Linked DNA regions of Mus musculus: region 1 is linked to region 2. Evidence: chromatin loops called from intact Hi-C (ENCODE). Cell type or tissue: gastrocnemius. All regions are shown on one strand.

What was found. Hi-C counts contacts between places; a loop is a spot of excess contacts. Peaks named below come from ENCODE experiments on the same cell type or tissue, not always from the same donor. Only the 100,000 strongest peaks of a DNase experiment are listed, where the experiment ranks them.
Region 1: a loop joins it to region 2, with 3.0 times the contacts of the local background. A loop is called at or near these places in 3 of 42 quality-filtered maps.

Annotation. Positions count from the first base shown.
Region 1 is chr11:51,814,076-51,822,075 of GRCm38, reverse strand. It overlaps Jade2 (jade family PHD finger 2), which reads left to right. Exons shown (of 13, transcript NM_001357588.2): 11 at 880-997; 12 at 3,448-3,579; 13 at 4,376-8,000. The coding sequence ends at 5,181. Among named protein-coding and RNA genes, the nearest start is that of Gm30110, 37 kb to the left of the region's middle. In gastrocnemius, CTCF peaks have their summits at 1,027 (motif pointing left), 1,933 (motif pointing left) and 4,130 (motif pointing left); DNase peaks (open chromatin) are centred at 1,017, 1,920, 4,115 and 4,576; H3K27ac peaks cover 311 bases.
Region 2 is chr11:52,342,100-52,350,099 of GRCm38, reverse strand. No RefSeq gene overlaps it. Among named protein-coding and RNA genes, the nearest start is that of Gm51894, 12 kb to the left of the region's middle. In gastrocnemius, CTCF peaks have their summits at 1,207 (motif pointing left), 3,637 (motif pointing right) and 6,724 (motif pointing right); DNase peaks (open chromatin) are centred at 3,310, 3,645 and 6,743; H3K4me3 peaks cover 597 bases; H3K27ac peaks cover 548 bases.

The sequences.
Region 1 (8,000 bases), 530 kb after region 2:
TCAGAAATCTGCCTGCCTCTGCCTGCCAAGTGCTGGGATTAAAGGCGTGCGCCACCACACCTGGCTGGAAGGAGAAGCTCTTAATTAAAGGTAACTCAGGCAGCTAAGTAAGACCTGAAGACCACCTGGCAACTGTGTAAAGGGAGGCCTGAGTGGGAATAGGATCCAGGCTGAGCAGCTATGGTCAGTAACTGTCCCTGTTTCTGGAAAACTCCACATGAGCCCAAAGGTGATACCAGATGGAGGGAGCGTCTCCAGGGCTGAAGCCTGGAAGTATGTGAGAGAGCAGTCCTTAGGGGATAGAGGAACCCTGAACAGGCAGTGACAGGTCCACTTCATATCCTGCCAGCCAACCTGAAGAATGTGTGCCCGTCCTCTGGGCTAAGCCAGATGACTTCAAAGCCTACTGTAGGGACTCTAACCAGCTGGCCCAAGGGAGTCAGGGGCTGCTGTCCTTTATAAAGTCAGGCATCATGTTGCTGTGGATATGGGAGCATTGGCCCAGGGGGCAAGGCCCTGGCTCAGGTCCCGGGATAGCAGGTAGACTTGGAAAAGCTATTTTGCCAGATTGTGTTCATTTGAAAGTACAGTGATACCTGTGCCTTGGGACATGCCTGCGTTTTGCCATGATGGTTGTATCTGCTGCAGAGTTGCTTTGCTGGGAAAGGCGGGTGTTAGGCAGGAAGAGAGGGTTGCCAGCTCGAGACCAGATACTCCCTGCATGCTCAGGGTTTCGGGGTGAATTCTCAATTGTCTTAAGGCAGAGGGGAGGCAGCAGCAGTGGCTGGTGTTCAAAACACTGCTTTTTTTCCCAGCGGCGAGGCCCCTTGAGATGGCCAGCAGTAGGTGAGGTGAGAAATCTCTCCTGTGTCCCTTCAGGTAAGGAACCTGTGCTACATGGTGACAAGACGGGAGAGAACGAAACACACCATCTGTAAACTTCAGGAGCAGATATTCCATCTACAGATGAAACTTATTGAGCAAGACCTTTGCAGAGGTAGGCACGGCGCCCCCTGCTGGGAAGATGTGTCTATGCGGCCTGGAAGGGCCTGGGACCAGAACCCTTCAGTCAGGTTCCTTCTCACGGACATAACAGATCCACGTGGGAACCAGTGAAGGCCGTGGTTGTGCTGATAGGCGAGAAAACAGAGTTTGGACTGTGGCTTTCAAGCCTCTACCCTCAGGGGCATCACTGGGATAGCCCAGTTCCATCCACAGTGGCTTAGCTTGCACAAGGACAGGTGCAGACCACAGTCTTCCTGACTCTGCTGGGCTCAAGACAGGTCAGAGCTGGCCAGCTCCCCTGAACCCTGGTAAGCGTAGGGTTCAGTCTTCAGGAAGGCAGCTGTGTGGAGATGTGGCTGTGTCGCCCTCTCTGTGGTGTCATGTGATGAAACTCAGGCTCTGATCAGATGTGTCTTCTATCCTTTAGGTATAACATGCATTTAGCAGATCGAGAAACCAGGAGCAAAGGTGTTGACATTGGCTTAATTGGATAGTTATGGAGTCTGGACATGTGAAGGGAAGATAAGCTTAACACGCACCCCCCCACACAGGAACATTATTTACACTCAGACGTTGAACATACACAGCAGAAGGCAGCTAGGTAGAGAGAGCTTTGGAGATATGCCTGCCGCTACCGACTCAGCTTGTGGGTCATTCTGGGACGTGAGAAGAGGAGGGAGTGCTGCTGCGAGTCTTCAGAGGGAATGGTTGCCCCTTTTCTGCCCGTAGCTGAGTTGCTCCATTTACCCTTTGGGATCGCCAGCATTCATCAAAGCCAAGTGTGGCAGTACATACCTGTAGAGGAGGGGGTCTGGAGGTTCAGGGATTTAGTACTGGCTGCTCCTCCAGTGGCTATGGCTTCAATTGCTGGCACCCATGTGGTAGCTCACAACTGTCTATACCTCCAGTTCCAGGGCATCCAGCGCCCTCTTGTGGCCTCTGAGGAACTGGGAATGTAGCTTACTTTATAGGGCATGAAGCCTCCCTGGGTTTGATCCCCAGCACTGGCTAAAACCAGATGGTGCAAACACACATCTAATTCTAACCCTTGGGAGGTAGAGGCAGGAAGATCAAGAATTCCAGGTTATGCACTGCTACTTAGAGAGTTCGAGACCATCCTGGACTATGTAAGAACCACTTTCTTACACATAGTTAGTTTACATAGGTGTTGTCTGCATATTTGTACATGTGATACATGTGTCCCTGGTGTCTGCCTATGAAGGTCAGATCCCCTGGGACTGGAGTTACAGATGGTCACGTGCCACCGTGCAGGTGCTGGGAGTCAAACCCAGCGTAATCAAAGGGGACAAAAAGAGAGAAGAAAATGACTGTTGCTAATGACAGAGGTCAGCGTAGGTCACGGCCCCATGGAACTGACAGTCATGAAGCCTACCCAAGTCCAGAAGAGAGGAAAGTGGGGTCCCAGGCTGTGCAGTCAATCATGGCACACGGGGTGGAAGCGATGAGGGGAACTCTACTGTACTTAGAGACCACACACAAGTGTCAGTGTTCAAGGAGGCTGAGGGCAGCACGGTAGGAATAGCACCTTCTGTCATGGTCTCCTATACACCAGAGGGTCTGCACCCTAACCTAGAGTCTGAGGACCCTTCAAGCTCCTTGTGAGTAGGAACCATTGTTAAGAGCATTGCATTGCCAATGCCTAAAGTTGATGCACATGGAGGAGAGAGGGGCTTAAGGAGGCTGTAGGGTAACCAGGGTGAGACATGGAGGGCTGTAACCAAGGTGAGACAGACATGTAAGGCTGTAACCAGGGTGAGACAAACATGTAAGGCTGTAACCAGGGTGACACATGGACGGTCTAGGGGCCTTGTAATACTAGGTGTGGGGTCTGAGTTACAGGCCGGGAGACTGAGGTCTAATTAGAGGCTCTGGGGACTGAGAAGAGCTCAGAACACAGAGCTCTGCCTTCTTTTGACATTATTCCCAGAAGCCTTCCTGCCTCCCTGCCCCTGCTGAGCAGCCGGGGACTCATCTTTTGCAGACCAAAGGGCAAAGGACCACATACAGAACCCGCACCTCCTGTCTTGTGCTTGGCTGCACAAACAGGACTGGAGGCTGAGGCAAGGAGCTTGGCTGTGGTGTCAGGCCCAGAGTCTAAGCCTCTTATGTCCACATCACGATTCTCTGCCCTATGTCCAGCTCCTTACCCTAGCATTTGGTCCATATAGCATCCAGTCACCTTTTCCACTCAGTAGAACTCTCCAGGGTCTGTGGGGTTTGTAGTCCAGTTCGTAGTGCACTTTGAAGTCTAGGTCCCACAAGGACTTATTATGCCTTCCTCTATCCTTCATAGAGCTGTGGGCTGCCCCCGCTGCCCCGGTTTCTGCCACACTGACTCTGACCTTGGTACCACTGTTGGTAGACCCAGTTGATAGACGACCCATAGGCAGCCACTCAGGTTTAACTCTTTCTCCAACACAGAGCCTTCTGGGAGGAGGTCAAAGGGCAAGAAGAATGATTCAAAAAGGAAAGGCCGAGAGGGTCCCAAGGGCAGCAGCCCTGAGAAGAAAGAGAAAGTGAAGGCTGGGCCCGAGTCTGTGCTGGGGCAGCTGGGTAAGTGAGGGGCCCTTGTGTCCTGGCAGACGCTGACTTTACCATTTTCAACTTCACCCAGAAGAGGGCCAAGCAGCGTGAAGCAGAGACGGACCGCTTAGGCCCTTCCTCTTCCAGGGCTCACAGTGGCTCCGTCTCACGCACAAGAGATCCCAAGACACTCTGGCTAGATAGAGCTCTGCCAGCTCTGGAGCTGCCCTTGCCAGGGTGCTGGATGCCCCCAGAGGTCCCTGGAAATCACCTCTATGCTGAGTGGGCAGGACTACACTGCTCGCGAGGTCTTTATCCCTGTTCCACCCTTCCTGAGTCTCCACCGCTCTTTGTGCCTTGCCCCCTCAACCCAGCCACACAAACCTGCTGACCTTTCTTGAGCCACCCAGAGACCAAGAAAAGTGACATCAGGTTCCCTAGTCACTGCCACAATTTATCTCAGTAAAACCGGGCCCAAAACTGAAGGTCCTGGCCACCCTGGGAGCTCGCTCTATCAGGTGTTTCCTGCAGGCTGTTGGAGGCACTGCCTGTAAAGATGCAGCGCCCCCTGCTGGCCGGTCTGCTCTTGCCACTGAAATGCTTACTGTTTGAACAAGGAACTAACTCACCACTTCCTCCTTTCCACTCCACAATTTAAAAAGCTGGTCCTGGGGTCAGCCAACCTGGTGAGCAGGGGCTGGCCTCTGCTACTTGGTGGCACTGGTGGGATGCGTGGACAGAACAGGATGGCTTGCCTGGGTGGGTCGGTTGTCTTGAGCTCACACACCTGTGGCATCTCACCTGCCTCCTGTCTCCCATTCATCAGGTCTATCCACCTCGTTCCCCATCGACGGCACTTTCTTCAACAGCTGGTTGGCACAGTCGGTTCAGATCACAGCAGAGGACATGGCCATGAGCGAGTGGTCTTTGAACAGTGGGCACCGGGAGGATCCTGCTCCAGGTCTGCTGTCAGAGGAATTGCTACAAGATGAGGAGACGCTGCTCAGCTTCATGAGGGACCCCTCGCTACGACCTGGTGACCCTGCCAGAAAGGCCCGAGGCCGCACTCGCCTGCCTGCCAAGAAGAAACCATCCCCGCTGCAGGATGGGCCCAGTGCACGGACCACTCCAGACAAGCAACCCAAGAAGGCCTGGGCCCAGGATGGCAAGGGGACGCAAGGACCACCCATGAGGAAGCCACCACGGAGGACGTCTTCTCATTTGCCGTCCAGCCCTGCAGCTGGGGACTGTCCAGTCCCAGCAACACTGGAAAGCCCTCCACCACTGGCCTCCGAGATACTAGACAAGACAGCCCCCATGGCTTCCGACTTAAATGTCCAAGTGCCTGGCCCTACAGTGAGCCCCAAACCCTTGGGCAGGCTCCGGCCACCCCGAGAGATGAAGGTCAGTCGGAAATCTCCGGGTGCTAGATCCGATGCTGGGACAGGACTACCGTCTGCTGTGGCCGAGAGGCCAAAGGTCAGCCTGCATTTTGACACCGAGGCTGACGGCTACTTCTCTGATGAGGAGATGAGCGATTCTGAGGTAGAGGCAGAGGACAGTGGGGTACAACGAGCTTCCAGGGAGGCAGGGGCAGAGGAGGTGGTTCGCATGGGGGTGCTGGCCTCCTAATTCACCCAGGCCCTGCCCTGGTCCCCCTACAAGGCCTCAGCCCAATCACAACTGCCATTTCCAACTGCTGAGTGTCTCAGACCCACCACTCTGTCGTGGTTTTATTTTTAATATAGAGAGAGTTCTGAATTCCACCCCGTTGTCTTTCCTCTGTGCTGGCCTAGGACATTAGGATTCCTCCCGTGGCCCCGGCCACGGGGGACTATACCAGGTTCTATGTGCCACCCCGGTCCCAGCCCATGCCACATCGCTGGGCTTCTGGCTTGATGTAGACAAGGTGAGGGAGAGAGCTCAGGGCTCCTGCCCACTGCCATTGGGTGACACAGACTGTCGTTTGGGCATTATTTCATGGCAGATGGGCCATCCCAGGGCCTGCCCCGCCTTGTCCCCCCAGGTTGCACTGGGGTCCATTTTGGGTGGGGAGGTGTCCTGCTGCACTCCGCTGATCCGTAAGGAAGTATATAACAAGTGATACCCAGCCAGTCTATTCACTGTCACAAGCACAACGAGTCTCTATGAGAAAGCACTGAGGGGGCGCAGGGGGCCCACTGGCTCCTGAGTAGCCCACACCATCTGAGGCCCGCCCTCCCGCCCGCCCGCAACCCCTCCTCCCTTGCTGCTCTGTCCCTGCCAGTGCCCAGCCCAAGCAGCTCTGAGAAAGGGTTCCCTGGATCCTTCCTGAGCTGTGTTCTTTACTCAGGGGACTCCCCAAACGGTCCTCCCCGTGTACAGGTGGAGGGCTCCAAGGGAGGGCCAGTGCCCAGCCCGGGACTTGGGGCTCAGATCAGCCCACTGCAGAGAATCACTCTGGGGCTCTAACTTCCTTCTTTCTTCCTTTGGGGCCAGTCTCGGCCACAGTCTTGCCGTCTCCATTATGGAGCTGGCCAGACCAGACCGTTTGCCTTTTGACGTTTCCTAGTCCTGCTAAGAGATGAGCTTCCTCTTCGGTTTCCTGGTGGAAACATCCTTCCAACAAGTGTAGTGGGATCCCGGGGCCCAGGGCAGGCCGAGGCTGGCCTGCTGTGGCTGGTTGAATGTTGCTGGATCTTCCTGGATTACTCTGTCCCTTAGCGCCTTAACCCCTTTCCTTCCCTACTGTACGCCCCCCCTTCCTACTCCTTCCCAAATCCTTCCTCCTCCAAGCCCCCAGGTAGTACTGAAGAGTTTTGATGGAGTGGCCCCAGGGTGATAGATAGCTCAGGGAACAAAGGAATTCCGTGAAAACATTTTTTTTTTTCTTTTATGAATTACTCTTGGGTCACTTCTGCCACTGGGAAAGCCAGAACTTCTCCAACCAGAACCTTGCAAAAGTCCAGTGAACCAGTCGAATCATTCTGAGAATGCCAAAGAATCTTTTGACCATAATACACAGCACAGCCCGGACCTGACAACTGTCGACTTGAACTTCCTCTTCAAAGGAATTGGTTAGCAACAAAGTTCAGAGACTCGGTTATTGCACACACCTACAGAGAAAGGGCCCAAGGCCTCAGAGGAGGCCGCCGCTGCTGCTGCTGCTGTTGGTTTACGGTCCCTGGGCTGAGCCGCTGTGAGTGTGGTCCTAAACTTTGAGGACTCCCTCCCCCTTTTGAGGGGGGGAGAACCCTGACTGTGAATCCAGCGTGGTTCCCCCATTGCCACCACTTAGATACACAAAGAGCAAAACACACGGGACCTTCACCCACCTCGACTCCAAAACTATCAAGGTACGACAGTGAGTTTGAGCAAAATCAGAAGCAAAGATTAATGACTTCAGTTTGGGGATTGGACACACGTGTCTTATCCAAATGGACTCCGAGGGCGTGGGGTGGGCTCCAAGGATCCTGGGCATCCGGATGGCATCGGCTACCACATAGACTTAGTCTGCCTGCCCGTCTCGGTAGTAGTGACAACTCAGTCGACGTCGGCATCCCCCGCCCCGTCTCTTGTTTACTGCCTCTGAACAGACCTTCCTCTCACCTGTGCTTTGAGTCACTTCGGGTCGCAATTTCATCTGCTGAACTGCCTGGTGGTCTGACCTGTGGGACACGAAGGGCATGGGGGCTTAAAGAACAATCAAACGCTGCAGGGGGAGGGAGGGAAGCCCAGTTGTTGTCTGTGACCCCTTCAGTAGACCGAGCCCACGGCAGTCTTCATCCAGCAGCTGTCTCCACTCCTAAGATGTCCATCAGGCTGCAGGGAGGATGCGGATGTCCCATAACCTCTCCCTAGTTCCTCCCAGGCCACACTGTCTCGGGTGTAGATGGTTTTGCCACACTATGACCAAGGCACCTTTTCCAGGCCTGAGGCAATGCCCACTCTTGCCCTCACCCACAACCCCTCTCTAGAGAGGGAGAAAGGACTCTGTGACTCGTTCTGGCTAACGTACCCCTTCCACCTCATTTCCTCATCACAGGATACAGGCTAATGTGCAAGGAAAGTATTTTTCTGTATCATAAGTGTATTTTGAAACAAGTAAAAGAAAGATAGAATGCTCGTTTACTTTATTAAATGGGCTCTGATTTTGTGAAAGGCGAGAGAGTGAGTTAAGGGCCTCAGGTTTGTTGGAGAAGCCAACCACCCAGGTTCCCGGGCATGGGTGTCGGACTGTGTGCGTGCGTGTAGCAGAGTGCTGTGCAGGTGTATGTGCAATGCATGGGTACCCTATGAAACTTGTTGGGGTTTCTAGAGATTCAACTGCCTGATTCTACAGGAATATGGCAGCAGGTTAGACTTTGGGTTTCCTCACCGTTGTCATGTAAGGTCACCCTTTGCCCATACCTGAAGCTCTGCATAACAATCCGTGATCTCTGTAGTAAGACCCTTGAGGCCACTCTCCCGTG
Region 2 (8,000 bases):
TGGGCAACAGAATGAGATGCGGTCATAAAAACAAACAAACAAACCTAGCACATTCCTATAATCTCAGCACTTGGGAGGTACAAACTGGAGAATCAGGAGCTCAAGGTGAGTCCCAGGCTAGCCTGAGCACCCTGTCTCACAAAACAGTCCCAATTTTGTGTTTTGTTGTTAATGGTTTTTTTGTTGTTGTTTTGCTCTTGTTTTTTTTTAATTATTATTTAATTTTATTTTATTTTTGAGATAGGACCTCAGTACATAGCCCTGGCTAGTTTAGAACTCCCAGAATGGCTTTGAACTCACAGAGATCTATCTGCCTCTGCCTCTGGGATGCTGGGGTTGAAGGAGATTGCCACTGTGGCCAACTTGGCCAAGAGAAGTGAAGAGAAGTAGATTCTCAAAGGATTCATACCTGGGAGGCCTGGGAGGAGGGCTGGGTAGCTGCAGGTGGACCGTGGCCCTGTTTGAGGGTCTCCACTTCTACCATGAGTGTTGCCGTTACTCACAAACCCCCCCTCCACACACACACCCAAAGCCCCTCAAGGTCCCTGAGAACAGCCGGCCCAGAGGAGAGTGCGCCCTTAGCAAGAGAAAAGGAAAGAAAGTCAGAGTGTGGCTGCTTTCAGCTCTACATTCTGCGGTGTCCTCTAGTGGTTTAGCCTTTTGAGGCCCGAGTTGCGTGGCTCAGTTGGCCTCTAATTTGTGGCAATACTTCTGCCTATGGAGTGTCGGGACTACAAGCGTGCATCGCCACACTCGGCCTGTGTGAAAAGACATTTCAGAACCCTTTCTCCTTTCCTATCTTGGGAATAAGGATCCCTCTGTATCCAGGGTGGCTTTGAACTAGACCTTGCCCTGCCTCAGCATCCTAAGTGCATGCCCCACCATTCTGAGAGCTTCAGGATATTAAAAAAAAAAATTAGGCTGGGTGTGAAGATACATGTATTTAATCCCATCACTTGGGAGGCAGAGGCAGATGGATCTCTGAGTTTGAGCAAAGCCAGCTTGGTCTGCATAGTAGAGAGGTTGTCCCAAACAACCCAACAACAACAACAACAACAAGCCACATTCTTTTATGGGGTTAGAGAAATGGCTCAGCAGTTAAAAACGCTTGTTGCTCTCGCAGAGGACCCAGATTTTGTTCCTAGCATCCACATGGTGACTCACAACCATCTACACCCCAGTTCCAGGAGATCTGGCGCCCTCTTCTGGCCTCTTCAGGGACTAGGTGCACACATGGGGCATTTATGTACATGCAGGCAAGATGTTCAGGCATATAAGATAAAAATAAATTAGTATTTCTAAATATTTAGTGTTGTAGTAAGTATTCAATCTCAACTGGGGGTTCCTACCCTGCCTGTGATCATTCAGTTCCCAGATAAAAGACACACAACCTTTTTTTTTTTTTTTAAGATGTATTTATTTTATTTATATGAGTACACTGTAGCTGTCAGACACAGCAGAAGAGGACATTGGATCCCATTACAGATGGTTGTGAGCCACCATGTGGTTACTGGGAATAGAACTCAGGACCTCTGGAAGAGCAGTCAGTGCTCTTAACCGCTGAGCCATCTCTCCAGCCCCCGACACACAACCTTTATATTTATAATAAGCCCTTAATGCACTACAGCTGGGCAAATATCTACCCTTTAAGCTTTTATATCTACTTCCCTGTCAATAACCCCGAGTTATAACTTGTCATGTTCCATCTGGGCTGCTCTTAACTCCAGTTGGCCAGCCCTCAAGGCCATATTTTCATGACTCATTTATCCCATAGTATCTTCCCTCTCTCCATCTAAGACTCCCTCCTTGTGGTCTCTCCTCAGACTCCAAGCCCGGGAACCCAAACCCCACCTATCTTTCTTCTGTCCAGTTATAGGCTGTAGGCATCTTTATTCACCAATCAGGGATAACTTGGGGAGCAAGATTACATGGTATCTCTTATGTGTGTGCAGATTCTCTTGTCCCTGGGAACCAGTATTTAGTATTACAATACATACCAAAACCAAACCTCAACAATTTAGTGTGTGTGCAGGGGCATATGTGCAGGTGTGTGTGTGTGTGTGTGTGTGTGTGTGTGTGTGCTCACCCTTGTTGGCAGCCATTCCCATTTAAACCACCACAGCCCTGTACCTTCTTCAGGGTCTGGGACCTGCATGGTAGGAGGAAGCACACCTATGCCCGGACATCTCTCAGCTTCTGTCCTGTCCCTCTCCCTCAGATGTCCCTCGCTCACTCAGCTTCCACTGAAAGTCTTGCTCCCCAGCACTAAGAACTGAGCCAGAACAGGATATGGGAGAATCGGGTGCCGCCGCTGCCCTTGCAAAACTAATAATCAAAGGATTAGATAGACTTTGCTCAAAATGCCGTAGAAATAGCATGTAAAGACTGGCCACAGTGTCACATGCCTGTGACCCAGGCACTCTGGAGTACAGGAAGGATGATCAGGAGTTCAAGGTCAGAGAAAGGTTGAAGTCTGGACCACGTGAGATATTTTCTCATAAAAGCAAAGCGAAACAAAACAAAAATGAAGACTGACTGGACCCACATTTAAACCCAGCACTCAGGAGACAGAGGCAGTTGGATCTCTGAGTTTGAGGCTAGCCTGGTCTACATGGCAAGTTCTAGCCCAGTCAGTGTTATGCAATGAGACTATGTTTAAGAAGAAGAAAAAAGGGCTGGAGAGATGGCTCAGAGGTTAAGGTTAAGAGCACCAACTGCTCATCTGAAGATCCTGAGTTCAAATCCTAGCAACCACATGGTGGCTCACAACCATCTGTAATGAGATCTGATGCCCTCTTCTGGTATGTCTGAAGACAGCTACAGTGTACTTGCATATAATAAATAAATACATGAAGAAGAAGAAGAAGAAGAAGAAGAAGAAGAAGAAGAAGAAGAAGAAGAGGAGGAGGAGGAGGAGGAGGAGGAAGAGGAAGAGGAAGAGGAAGAAGAAAATCAAAATTAAAAAGAAGCTGAGAAAGGCCCCTAGCAGCGTCTTCACCCCATTTTCCTCCAAAGAGGAATGCTACAGGAATGTAATCTGTAGCAGTCTCATAGAAGATTCTAGGCGTAGCCAAACACAGCTGAATACAGCCCCATGAACACTGCAGCCAGAGTCATGGAAGACTAAAGTACAGTCCCAGGGAAGCCGGGCTTAAGATGAAGGTGGCAGTGGGTCAAATGAATTAGATGAAGTGGAAATCGTAGACTTCACGGACTGAAGCTGAGTTTCTAGCTGTAACTGGGGAAAGGGCGGAGGAGGCGTGGCCTCTGGGGAAGATGGCGGATCTAGGTGCGACCATTGGCTGCGCCACCCTCCTGATTTCCACAGAGGCCAATCTTGGGGGAGGGGACAGCCTCTGGGACGCCCACCAATCTAGTCAAGGGCAGCTATTGTGGGGCAAATCGCTCTTGGTGTCCTTTTCTTGTCGGAGATACATAATGATACAGGAAAAGGGGCGAATTGAACCTAGACCAGGTTTCTTCTCAACACCACTGATTGATATAAAATTCCCTGTGTTTGCTGACTCCTCTATTTCTGTCCACTCTGCCTGGCCTTTACTTGGGCTCCCTGGCAGAGATAGAGAGGCTCTTACTAGGTAGCAATAGCTTGCCAACCACGCCCACGGATGTACTTCCACCCACTCACCAAGAGGTGGCAGCACCACCCCAGGTTGCTTGCTTGGAAGCCTGTGTGATCTCTTGAAGAAAATTCATTTTCCTGCAGGCATCAGTGCACTTTTTTCCTGATGAGGAAAGTGGGGCCAGTAAGAAAACGATTAGGGTTGCCTTTCATCCCCAATAGCGTGTTCTGATGGCTCTCTGACCCGATCCCAAAGGAGATTCAGTCCTTGCTTCTGGGGAGCATTTTAGCAACCTCTTGAGGTATTTTTGATCTTCACAGGTTGGGTGTAGGAGGCTGTCATAATTAATCTTCATTGTCAACCTGCCTGGGTTTGGAATCACCTAGGAAACACACCCGTGTGTGGCGGTTGCACAGAGGAGGGAAGACCCTGGATGTAGGCGGTACCATCCCATGACTGGGGGCAGGGACGCGGGGGGGGGGGGGGAGGGCAAGACTGAATCAAACAGGAGGAAAGGAAAGAGCAAACCGACCACTGGCACCCCTTCCCATCTCCTACCCGCAGATGCAGTGTGACTAGAATCCACACACTCCTGCCCCCAAGCCTTCCCCACCACAACGGAGTACCCTCAAACCAGAATAAACCTTACCTTCCTGAAGCCAATCAAGGGATAATGCTGGGGGGGGGGGGCATGGGCAGGCCTCTGTGCCGGACCTTGGAGGGACCAGGCATGCCAAAGTCCTTGCCTTCCTTCCAGGAGATCAGGCTTCAGAGAGAGATGATGTCTCTGTGAAGTGAGAAGTATGGTCTTGGGGACAACTGAGAGACTAAGATAGAATGGCACAGACAGAGATCGACTTTAACAGCCATGATGGAGTGTGGGGCCAGAGATATGGGTTCTGGAAGCCAAGCTCTGCTCTCTGCACGTGCAGCAAGCACTCCTAACCACTGAGCTATCTCTCCAGCACCCCGTGCGTTCTATTTTTCCGTTACTAGCAGTTCAGTGGGTGTGCCTGCACTACATCACTATGGATAGGGGATCGATGTGTTGCATGTGATAGACCACATGGAGGCAATGGGAATTCTTCTTTGGATTCCTTGGGACAGGGCTTCTCTATGTAGCTCTGACTGTCCTGGAACTCGCTCTGTAGACCAGGAGCCTCCAGAGATCCACCTGCTTCTGCCTCTCCAGTGCTGGGATTAAAAGTGTGTGCTACCCCCTCACCCAGAGGCAATAGGAATTCCTTATCTCATGGGACCGCCCCCGTGTCTACTCATCTGTGTCCTCACACAGGGAGACAGGAGCGCCTGCTCTGAAGAAGCTCCAGTGACAAGAGAAGACGTCACCTGCTGGCTTTGAAGTTGGAGGAAGAGGCTACATGGCAGGAACCATAACTCCTCAGGCTGAAGAAGACAAACATAAGGATATCCCTGAGAGCCAGGGAGGAAGCCTGCCTGACGACACTTTTGTGCCTACCCAGGGAAGCCATTTTAGGTTTCTGGCTGCCAGCACTGTAAATATTGTTTGGTCTTGTTGAGACAGGGTCTCAGGCTATAGGCGTGGATGGCCTCATACTTAATGTGGCCCGGAGCGGCCTTGGTCATCCTCTTGCTCCTGTCTCGAAAGGGTTGGGATTCTAGGTGTGTACCAACACTCCTGACTCAAAATGGTGTTTCTTTGGACCACCAAATGTGTGCTAATTCAGAGCAGCATAAAGAAACAAATGTAGGGGTGGTGGGGTGGCTTAGTGGGTAGGGATGCTTCCTGTCAAGCTTGACAGCTGGGATCAGCTTACTCCTTGGAATCCAAAGGGTGGGTCCCAAATGTCCTCTGATTTTCATATTCATGTAGACCCAAACCCTCCCACCACCACCAAATATATAAGCAGACAAACAAATAACTAAAACATAAAAATAACAATATTCTAGCTAGCCACTGCTAGTGGTGTACACCTTTAATTCCAGCTCTGGGGAGGCAGAGGCAGAGGAAGGCAGATCTCTGTGAGTGAGGCAAGCTTGATCTACAGAGTGAATTCCAGGACAGCCAGAGATACGTGGTGAGACCACTGCCTCAAAAACAAAAACAAAAACAAAACAAAAAAAACCCACAAGGGCCGGGCATGGTGGCACATTTGTTTTATATCAGAACGCCATGGGGTGAGGGGGCAGCTCTGTGAGTTCAAGGCCAGCCTAGTCCATAGAGTTCCAGGACAGCAAGGGCTGTTACAGAGAAACTCTTTCTCCAAAACAAAATGACAACAAAATCCACAAAAAATAAACAAAAATAAACAAAAAAAAAGAGAAAGAAAAAAAGAAAAGAAAAATAAAGATAAAAAGTACCAGATACTAGGACATTTGTTTTTCAGAAGGATATTTGGGGCCAGCAACTTAACTATGTTATACATAGTAAATTAAATTGTATTCTCTGAAAGATATGCTGGTCTTGAACCGATAAGCTCCAGATTCAGTAGAGACCCTGGCTCAAAGTAAGGCTGACAGGACGGCCCAGTGGGTAAAGTGCTTGCCACAGAAGCCTGAGGGCCTGAGGTCAATCCCCAGAACACACTGTAGGACAGGGCTGATTCCTGACCCTTCACATCTATGCCAGGGCAAATGTGCTCATGCTCACGTGTGACTAACACACACACACACACACACACACACACACACACCACGTTAAATAACAGGACAAGATATTAGCCCAAAAATAAAGACATAAAATAAATTAATAAAGGCTCTGAATGAAAACTGGGAATTAGTGAAACAGCACAGACAATGATGTGAGGGTCTATCATGGGCTCCGTGGGTGATCTGCGCGGTGCTCCATTCCGGTGGTCACTGTCCACTGGTTTGAAGGCCTCTGAGCCCTTAGCAATGAAGGGAGATTCCACACCAGCGAAGTAAAGCTCTGTGGAAGGCGCCTGGGGTGTCTCCCATCCATCGCACTCACCCTTCCTTGCTGGTGTTTAGAGAAACAAAAAACCTACCTATGGTATCATAGCGACTCTCCACCCTGGCTCATGTTGAAATCATCTGGGGGAAGCGCTACCATAGCTGGCCCTTGCCCCAAAGACCATTTTTGCCTTGACTGCATTTGTTGAAGCTCCCTCTGACCAAGTCTATTGAAAGCGCCGTTGCTATTTGAAAAGTTGGCCACCAGGTGGCGCTAGAAGATGACCAAAGAGAAGGGATTTCTTCTTCCTGGTGCCCAAACGGTAAGAGAGAGGGTGAACCTGGGAGTCCTCACTAGCCTCTGGCCACTGAGGTGGGTTGTTTGTTTGTTTAGCTTTTTAAGAATTTTATAACTACTATGGGGGGGGGAGGGGAGGAGAGGGAGAGGGAGGGGAGGAGGAGGGGGCATGGAGAACTCCTGCGGAAGACGGAGGAATTTCTAAAGTCAATTTTCCCCTCCCACCTTTGCATGGTTTGGGGGGATGGAACACGGGTCACCAGGCTTGTGGGACAAGCCCCTTTTCTTGCTGACATCCCGTCATCCTATTTGGCTTTTTATGAGTTAGTGTCTCGTGTATTGCACGCTGACCTCCTGATTTTGAATTCCTGATCCGACTGCCTCTATCTCCCAAGTTTTGGGATTACAGCTGTGCACCATAGACACCTGGTTGGCTCCACTTGTGACTTTTTGCTTTTGTTTTTGTTTTTGTTTTTGTTTTTTGAAACAGTGTTTCTCTGGGTAGTCCTAGCTGTCCTGGGACTCACTCTGTAGACCAGGCTGGCCTCCAACTCACAGAGAAGCACCTGCCTCTGCCTCTACCTCCCAAGTGTTGGGATTACAGGTGTACGCCCCCACTCGCTGTTCACTCGTGGCTTTACCAAGATGTCCACTCAGGGGTGTTTTCAATTCTGCTCCTGTGGAATCAGTGGGGTGGGCGGATGTGCTGCAGAGCCCCCTCCTCCCAAAGCACCTGCCCACACACCTACGACAGCCAGGGGGAAAGCAAATGGTGTCATCACAGCCCTTCCAGTGCCAGGGGAACCCCCAAAAAGGCCCAGGTTGGGCTCTCCATATTATCTTTTGCTCATCAATGAGATGTCTTCTCTGACGGCAGCACCCAGAGTTCACTATGACATCTCCAAAGTGAGAAATGGGTCCTCAGGAGGCTTCTGCCTGCTTTACTTTAACTGGCCAAGGACTCAGCAGGGAGGCCTGGGAGCCTCTCTATATAATGTGCAAAACAAGGCTGTGTATCTTGCCCAAACGAGCTATGTCTCTTTCACAATAAGAATTAAGGACACACACACACACACACACACACACACACACACACACACACACGCCAAAACACTGACTTGAGCTGAGCATGAACCATTGGGCAGACTTATGCCTAACACTAATACTGGGGAGGCTGAGGCAGGAGGATCCCCATGAGTTCAAGGCCACCCTGGGCTACGTGTAAGACC